Regions from separate parts of the Mus musculus genome. Here region 2 is linked to region 1. Evidence: chromatin contacts called from ENCODE Hi-C or POLR2A ChIA-PET data. All regions are on one chromosome and are shown on one strand. The core of a region is the stretch at or near the end of the contact, and the rest is flanking DNA. Distances in the headings are between cores, read along the strand shown.

Region 1 (4,498 bases), core at 171-2,670:
GTTTTTTATAAGACTTGCCTTGGTCATGGTGTCTGTTCACAGCAGTAAAACCCTAACTAAGACAGGTGGCTACACCATGTGGTGAGGAACCATGGTCACTCCTGTGCCAGGGAAGACATCTCATACCTTCAGCACTTCTCACAATGTAACTGCTTTAGTCATATTCACCTGAAGTTGCAGTTTAGACACATGTTTTTGGGGTGTCTTTCTGGTGTCAAAACTTTTGAGGCACTTTTCAAATTTAATAAGGAACCATGTAAGGGTAGCAGCCCCTCCCTAAAGCATTCTGAGGTAGGGGGTATCCATTCTTCAAATGAATGTGAGTGAAGCAGCCCAAGGTGCTTCCTTAATTCCTCTGGAGTGATGCTGTGCCATGCTGGTCTTTGCTTCTAGTAATAAAACATCAAATTAGGTTTGGAGGGAACTTTGATCTTCCTAAGGGAAAAAAATGTTATGTTTTATTTGTGTATTTCCTCTGACTAAAAAAAATATACCCTTCCTTTAAGACCCAACTACTTTGTTTGTTTGTGTGTGTGTGCGTGTGTGCATTGTATGCATGTCTGTGTGCTAAGATAAATGAGCTCCTGTATTGCAGAGCCCAAAGGAGACCATCTGTATTCTCCTTTCTCACTATCCACCTTATTTCTTTAGCCAGGATTGTTTTCTGAACCTGTAGCTCACTGGCTTTTCATTCAGACTGGCAGCTAGCAAAACCCAGGAATCTTCCCGTCTCTGCCCCAGATACTTATTTGCCTTAGAATACCATAAACCCTTTGGGATGTTTCCTACTTTCTTCTTTCCATGTTTAATTATTTGTGCAAGTTCTTACTGGCCCACTTGTGCTATCCAAGTGTGTATCTCAACTTGAGTGTTTTACTCAGTAAATGTTTAGTATCAGTGTGGCCATTAGCATCTATAGTGCCTCATAATTTCCATAGTGTACTCACGGGTTCTTTTTTTAACCCCTGTTGCAAGCCTATAAATTAATAGTCACTTTCATTCTAGTCTTTCTTTTCTGTGGATGAGGGAGACAAGATATTTAGTGTCTGCAAAACTAAGCTACAATTAATTTTCTGACTTCAGATTCCTGGCCCTTGATACTCCACCACTGATGAGAGCCAATACTATAGTATGAATTTTTCGACTAGAACTTGGAGAGGTCTTTGGGAACCATTTCCAGAACTCAGGGAAGAGACGCTCTGGTCTCCATAGGGACCCAGTACTCAGGACTACATCTCCCATAGGGCCACGGAGCAAAGCCTCCGGCGATTGGGTAACGACCAACAGCCTATACACGGCGGCGAGGAGCTGTTGAGGGCCAATCACATGCCGGGAAGGGGGCGGGCCCTCCTGCCGGAGGCTAGATTGAGCGGAGAGCTAACGGCGCAGTGGCGGCGGCGGCCGTCTCTACGTCGTCAATTCCTTTAGTCTGTCGCTGCGGCCTTGCTCTGTAGCGGGGAGCTCTGCGCTTGGGAGTTCCGTAAGAAGCGCGTGCCCGAGGCACGGTACCCGGAGGCCCGGTGTGTCGGCTCTGGAGCTTCGGGGATCTTGTCAGTTCGTCAGGCCAGAAAACGCTGGCTGGAGCCGCCCGCGGTGGAATTCTTTGGAGATCAAGCCTTCCCTGCTTGAGGAGGACTCTTGGCGGCGCGTCGCCTGCGCTGTTGTCACTCGGTAACTCCTCCATCCAGGTCTAGCGGTTCTGTGGGTGCCTCGGCTCTCCAGGAGTTTCTCCTTCGGAGACCCAGCCTGGAGTTCGGGGGGGACGCGGTCCTTGCTGGGTCTCTTTCTTCACTCACCCGCACACGCTCGGTCCGGTGGCGGAGCGACGAGCGCTGCCTTTAGCGCTGCAACTTCTAGCAACAACTTCCCGCGGGGCTCCTGGGAAGTTCTGCATGATATAACTGTATTCAGTAAATGTTTACGGAAAGCTGTCTGCCCGAGACGAGTTCAGATGCTGGGAGGCCGGTAAGGCAGCCTAGACAGTTGAACCACGTGGGGTTTTAATTTCCTTTTCTACTCTTTACTTTTGGAAACTCTGGCTTTAGCTTGACGGTTGCCTGACTGGACTCTCAGTACCCAGGAGTGGGGATGGAAGGCAGAATAGTAATCGCAAATTACTCGGATATTGGTGGCTCTGGCCTCCACAATGAGAAAAGACACAAAGGGAGTATAATTTCAGTTTTGAGTGTCTTAAAGATTTGGAGAGAGATTCCTATAAGACGTGTGAGTGAGGTAAGACGTAGAGTCGAGAGAATTAGTAATAAGGACATCAGGTTGTGCTTGCCCAGCGGACAGGAAGCTCTGGTTTAGTTAATCCCTAGCTCTGCATAAAGCTAGACTCGAAGGGGTTTACGTCTAAGGCTATTCTCTGGAACACAATGAGTTCTGGACCAGCCTCGGTAACATGAGATCCTGTTTCTTTTTAAGACAGAACAGTGAGTATGGTGTGGCATAGTGTGTAGCCCTAGGAGGAGGGTGAATATCTGACAAATAGGGCTGGTAGAATTGTTCTTGAAACCAGTGGGACATTGCCCGGCAGCACATTGCTGTTGCTATAAAAAAAGATCGCTCTTTTTCATAGAGTTACGGCATGGTTATTTAGTCTTTTAGGGCTTCAGGCTTCTTCCTTTCTTTTTAGAAAAAGAAGAGTAATTGAATATAGTTATTGCTGCAGAAAGCCTCTGAAAATTTAGAATAGATTAAATAGTGATCCCTTGCAGAAAATGAGAGAAAATGGTTGGCTATTTGCACCTGGCCCTGCTCTCTTCTCCACTTTCCTCCATGGGTGAACATCAAGTTCTAGGCTCCTTACCTGTAGCTTAGAAATAGTTCTGCCTCTCTCACCTATGTGTTGGTATTACAACCACGTTGCTTTAACATCCTAAAAAACCCTTAGCCACTGGTGTCCAGCTTTTGTTTTTTGTTTCTTTCTGTGTTATTTACTGTTATACTGTCAAGTCTCAAGGAAGAACTAAGATTACCGAACTTCAAGGTTGAACTGAAAGCTGGATATGTCCCAGGCTGTGGATATGGTTCAGTGGTGGAATGCTTGCCAAGAGTAAATCCCTCCAGCAGATGGTCAGGGAGAGGGTATAACCTCAGACCCTGTGTGTGAGAAAGTTTCTGCTGCAGCTTCTAGTGATCTCATGTTTCTCCCTTGCATGCTTTTATGAACTTAGCTAAGAGTGACTAATGGAAGAATGAATAAAAGGAGCCAGTGAATTGGTAGCAGCTCAGATCTCTTCTGGCCTTTAAAAATTAGTGGGAGAAAAAAATATTTCAAAAATGAGATAATATGTGAACAGATGCCTATAAAATGTAGCAAATCAGTTCAATCTAGAGATTAGAGGCCCCAGATGAAAGATGTGTCCTCCAAGGAGCTTGTGGAGCAGATTGTAAAGTAGCCAAAGCGGGAAACTGCTGAGAATGCATTGAGGTAGTTTGCTTGTAGTGCAAAAAAGAGAAGTATTTTTTATTCTACACCATTTTGTCCTGTGAAAGGGAAGTCCTTTTGTGACCCCTGTTAAGGCCATTCTCTCCAGAGGAGCTGTGTTCCTGACACTGTAGCATGTCACTTACAGGCCCATATTAGGAACTAATTGTCCTATAACTTGTTATTCTTTAAGTTGCTTGGTTTTCACTTGTTTGTTTGCAGTGCTGGGGTGCTAGGGAGTCTGCTGTAAGCCTTCGTACATGCTAGGCGAGTGATTTACCCTGAGCTGTAGCCCAGTCTTAGGTAGTTCTCGGCTACTACCTGACTTTATGTTCCTTTCAGCATCTGGTGGGTGCTGTCACCAGTTCTACATCTATTTATCCTTTGGAATATTTGCTGTGAAGACAAATGGTACCAAGTCAAGAGAAGGAAGAAAAGAAGAAGGAAAAACAAAACCTAAAACAACGAAATACCCGATTCTACAAAGCTGTAGGATCTACTCAAATTGGGGAAAATACAATTGCTTCATGGGCTTATTCACCAGGACGGGTCTCAGAACTCTTTTCTATGTAGCACTTATTTACATGCACACAGATATTAAACATAAAGCTGTTTCTAATCATCTACTGGGAGTTACTATGAAACCATGCCGCCTTTTATTCACCTTAAAAGATGTGTCAGAGAATCCGTTCTACATAGAGTAGTCGTCCCTTCTTTACTTTCCTGCTGAGATCAGACATAGAATCCGCTCTATTAAGTTGTAAAACACACAGAATATTCTAGACCTAATGAACTGAACACAGAAACTTTGAGGTGGGGCGCATTCTTTACAGAAGAATAAAGTTTCAGTGAATGCCCACACTATGCTAAGGGAAAGGACAGTCATTGGGAGGATTTGGTTTTTAAATTTTCCTTATTGTTTGAGGGGTGGCTCTGGTATGTTGGCTTGCACCTGTTGGCTAAAGTCTCAGGAGACCTGTTCTTTCTTCCTACCTTGGGGATGTGGCGACTCAGGCTCTCAGGTTTACACAGTAAGCACTTTTTCCTACAGAGCCTTCTCTTTGG
Region 2 (4,931 bases), core at 1,915-4,414, 150 kb after region 1:
CCTGACTTGTGGTCATGTTTCTGTGGAACTCTTGGCACACTGTCCTAGGGTGGGTGCACATAGGAAATTTAGAGAACCTTGAGCAACTGAGAGAGAAGTTAATATTTTGAGTTTATACCACTGGTAAATGGTAAATAGTAAGTCTAATGAATAATCCTATACATGTTCTAATGTTTTGTTTGTTAAGGATGCCTAGAGTCTTGGCAAGCTAATGGTGAATTATGTTGTGCCATTCGGAACTAGGTAACTGTAGAAAAACTCTTTAATAGAGCGATGAAATTTGGGTTCTGGGGAGATAGCTCAGCAGGCAGAGGTGCGAAGCCTGATGATTTGAGTTCCATCCATAGGACCCATGTGGAGAAAGGAGAAAATCAACTGTGACAAGCTGTCCTCTGGCTTTCACATGTGTGTCGTGTGTCATATGCACCCATACAGTACATACACAATGCATACATACATAATGCACACATAATGCATACATGCAAGCATGCACACATACCATACCTCCATCCATACATGTATACATGCATGAATACATACCATACATACGTGGGGAAAAGGTACATTTGACTTGGCATAGTGAAGTATGCCTGTAACTTCAGCATTCAGGAAGCAGAGGCGGCAAGTTTGAGGGCTACATGGATCACATAGCAATATTTGGTTCCCTAAACCAAACCAACTAAAGCCCAACAACAACAACAAAGGGAAATATGGTTATCCCCCTTTCCTGGAGGATACAGAATTAATCATAAAGGTGATTACTCATTTTGGATGGAGTATGTTAGAAAGATAATTCTTTAAAAGTTCGCACTGTAACAGAGATCTAGTCCAGAGTTGCTATCTATTTAATACACAAAGTACTTTGGCTGAGCTTCCTTATTGGTTACCCAGTGCAGAGTGGTTAGCCCTGAAACCACACACACACACACACACACACACACACACACACACACACACACAGTGCAGAGTGGTTAGCCCTGAAACCATACACACACACACACACACACACACACACACAGTGCAAAGTGGTTAGCCCTGAAACCACTCACATAAAAACCAAAAATGGACTGAGCAGATTGTATTTATATGTATTTGTGAATACACACATGCATACATTTACATATCAATAATAAGAGAAAAAAGCTATGAACTTGAGAGTGGGGAACGTGGGTGAGGTTTGAGGGAAGGTAGCTGGGAAGGGCTGGAAAGAGGAAAGGGAGGAGAGAAAGTGATATAATTATATTTCAATTAAAACATATTAATAATAAAATATGAAAAGGAGTCTAGTGAACTAAATCAACATTAAGAAAACATGTTTCAGCAGTATGCATAAGGATGGAATATGTGCAATACGAACCTAGGGACAAAGAAACATTTTCATAAAAGCTGAAAAACACAAGGTTGTGGATATTCATAATAACTCAAAATAGCCTCCCCCGCTCTGTTTTGTAAATGGTAGCTTTGTGCCTATGAAAATGTCCACTTGCTAATTCTGTGTAACTCAAATCTAGAGTTAAAGACTCCAGGCATAAAGTTTATATGCACATTATATTTGTCTTTCTAAAATAAACATATTTATGATGAAAAGTTCTGAAATCCTTCTTACTTACAGGGTTGTTTTTCTAATTTACCTTTTGGATGGCTTAACTACAATCCTCTAGTTTCTTCCTCTAGTGACAGAAGAGTCTGCCAAGTTTTCAGGTAAGATGATGGGGGTACCCTTCTACAATACGGATATCCCACTATAAAATGAGAATATTTAAGGACAGATATTTATTTTTCTTGGAAATAGACAAAAACTTTAACTTTGTAAGGACGAAAATAGGAAAGGTGGAAACAAAATGTAACCCACCTGAAAATTTCTGGGCAGTTTTAATGATGTACCAGATGCTGTAACATGTGTAGCAGAGATAAGTTAACGCAAAATTATTTATTGTATAACTCCTGACTATGAGTAGGTTGGGCATGTGGGAACGTTGCTTTCTCTATAATTTTTTTTCAGTGATATAAATGAAAACACTTAGAACTGAGAAAACATGTGTTGGATTTCTTGTCCCAGTTGCTTCCGACATTTTATTTCTTAGTCATAGTTACATACTACTTTTAAAAACATTTATTTATTTATGTGTATGACGGCTGTGTGTGGAGGCTGAGGAGAACTTGGAGTTCTTTCTTCCCACCATGTGGGTCCCTGGAATTGAACTCATCTAGTCAGGATTGGTGGCAAGTGCCTTCACCAGCTGAGCCGGCTAGCTGGCTTACAGCAGCTGTTTTTAAAATGGAGATTTGATGGCTTATGATTACATGGAGCATTGTGAGATTTGGATCCGGCATTTGTGGAGGAATGTTTAACTTTGCTCTCTCACGGCAGATCGCGGATACCACGGTGTGAGTTTAGCGCATTCAGTGATCGGACTGGTCCTTAGCACACCATACTTTATTGTAATTTCTTGCGCAGGTGCATTATGAATTTGTGTGTCTTGTATCACAATGCATGGCAAGATGCCTACTTTGTCGTTGAATGCTGGGATTGTTGTGCTGTCGTTGAGTACTTTTTAATATATACTTATTTTATCTATGCATATGTGCCTAATAAATGTATGTGCACGAAGTACCTTCAGGTGCCCATGGAGGCCAGAGGGCACTGGGTCTCCTGGAACCAGAGTGACAGGTGGTTGTGAGCTGTCTCGCGTGGGTGCTAGGAACCGAGGCGCATCCTCTACAAGATCAGTGAGTGCTCTTCTTCAGCCTTCTCTCTCACCCCTGTTGCTGAATAATTTGTTAAAACTCCTCGACCATCCACACCAGGCCCCTTGTGGTGAGAACTTAATCTGTGATGAGTCTGGTGCATGCTGACTCAATAACTAAGAAAACCACCTCTATCTCGTATGGAGGGAGTCGAAGTGTAAATATCGATCACACGTAGAGGCTCCCCATTCTGTGCACCGGGGGAGAAGGAGAGTTCCCCGTGCAATCCAAAAGGCCTTAGAAATGGGTGGCAAGTACTGTAGCAGGGCTCAGCGGGAAGCTGAGCTCCTTGGACTTGAGGTCAGGAAGGGCACAGGTGCAGGGGATGGCTGAGCGCTCTGGCACGCGCCAGTTGATTCCCCAAGCAGCCAGTAAGCGGCACTGTGCCCCGGCGCTGGCGGCCGGAGGAGCGGGCTGCGGATTACCTGCAGCAGCCGGGGCTGGCAGCTCCTCCCCGCCCGCCCCCAGCCCGCCCCCGCCGCTGCACTAGCCCGGCTCCGCGGGCTCCGGGCACTCGCTGGCGGGAGCCGGGGCCGAGCGCGCCGGGCAGTGGGGCCTCCTCCCTGCGTCCTCACGCCGGGCTGCCCTCCTCCCGCACCGTGCGGCGCAGGGAGGCCCCGCGCCTCGGCCGCCCCCGCGTGCCCGCCTCCGCCGCGCTGCAGGGGGACCGACCGCTGGGCTCTCGGCACCAGCAGCGCGGCCCCCCGGGTGCCTCGGGCTCCTGGCTGTGGCCGCCGCAGGGGCAGCGACCCGAGTAGCAGCCGTTGGAGCCCCTAGAACATCCTGGTTAGCAGTGACTAGAGCGTCCAGAGAAGCCGCAGCAGCAGCTTCAGCAGTAGCAGCAGCAGCATAAGTGGCCGCGGTCGTGGGGCTCCGCCGGGCTCCGGAGCCGGCCGGGCCAGGAGCGCGGAGCCATGGCTGATGCGGGCGAAGGCGAGGATGAGATCCAGTTCCTGAGAACTGTAAGTGCCACGTCGCGGCGCGCATCTCCCAGGGGAAGGGGTGCCTGGGAGCCCCCCGCAGGGTCCCCGTAGAGTGACAACCGGCTGCGGGGCCGCCTCTGGTCCGCCAGAGGCGCCCCAGGGATGCTGGAGGGGTCTGCATCACCACATGTGTGCAGGTGTGCGGGTCTGCCCGGGGAAGGGCAGGACGCGTGTCTGTGCGCGCATGTGGAAAACCAAGAGGACTCAGTGCGGTGACAGCGTGGCGAGCCAGCGGGAGGCACCCGGGCGGGCGCTACCCAGCTGCGGGAGCTGAATTGGCCAGGGACCTCTTCGACCGACTCAGGCTAGGGTGCAGGGCTGCGTGTTCCGTGGGGCGCGCTTAGCGTGGCGGCTCTGGCTTTCGCCGTCCCTGGGGCTTCAGGGCTGAGTCTGCGCGCCGTCACGGAGTGAAGACATCGCAATCCGAGTACTTGGCGGTGTCGATCATATAGTGACTGGCCAGGGCTGAGAAGGCTGCCCCCAGGGTGCCCCCAAGTCGAGCAGATACCAATGCCATGGAGGCTTGCTCCGGTGGTCCCCACGGTTCCCGGCATGGTGCCATGCTGGTTTTCGTGACGACAGCTTGCAGAGCGCATTGGAACCGTGTGTGTGTGTGTGTGTGTGTGTGTGTGTGTGTGTGTGTGTGTGTGCATGTGTGTGTGTGTGTGAGTGTGCGTTCCTGTGTGTTGTGTGTGTGTGTGCACGGACCGCATGAAAGAATTTACAGAGGCTGAGCATCATGAACATGTGTCGTTCTTTAAACGCTGGCTTGTTGAATACCGAGTGCAGCCAAGTGAGTGCCTGCAAGCAAGTGATGTTTGTCTGTGTGTTTCTGTGTGTGTGTGTGTGTGTGTGTGTGTGTGTGTGTGTGTGTGTGTACAAGGGGAGGGTGGCTGCTCGGGATTTCCACATAGTGTGGTAGGCAGGGAAAGATCGGCCTCACTCTAATAAGATTCCAAGTGCCACTTGGCGCTGCTGCCTTCCTTCCTGATTGTTCTACACTGCAGATACTTCCTAGCCGCTTGCTCACCTCCAAACCTTTGAGCCTGCTCAAGCGCCAAAGAAGTGCAAGAAGCCCCTATCACATCAGTCTGCTTAGCCTTTTCTGCATCGTCTCAGTCTTTCCTTCCTTACCTCTCCTCTTTTCCCAAGACTATCCCCCTGACAGGATTCCTTTCCACCCAAGACGGCATTTTCTGC

Evidence for each region. A loop is a pair of places that touch in the nucleus more often than their neighbours do. ChIA-PET counts read pairs that join two places held with the same protein, here RNA polymerase II (POLR2A).
Region 2: a loop to region 1 is called in a map of left cerebral cortex, with 4 times the contacts of the local background. The contact joins the promoter of Ryr2 here to the promoter of Mtr in region 1. A Hi-C loop is called at or near these places in 2 of 37 maps with a recorded cell type or tissue (both left cerebral cortex). POLR2A ChIA-PET finds 5 or more read pairs at or near these places in 2 of 5 experiments (both embryonic stem cell).

The regions. Positions count from the first base shown.
Region 1 is chr13:12,255,035-12,259,532 of GRCm38, reverse strand. Mtr (5-methyltetrahydrofolate-homocysteine methyltransferase) reads left to right here and starts at 1,420. Exons shown (of 33, transcript NM_001081128.3): 1 at 1,420-1,671.
Region 2 is chr13:12,105,178-12,110,108 of GRCm38, reverse strand. It overlaps Ryr2 (ryanodine receptor 2, cardiac), which reads left to right and starts at 3,164. Exons shown (of 105, transcript NM_023868.2): 1 at 3,164-3,710. The coding sequence starts at 3,663.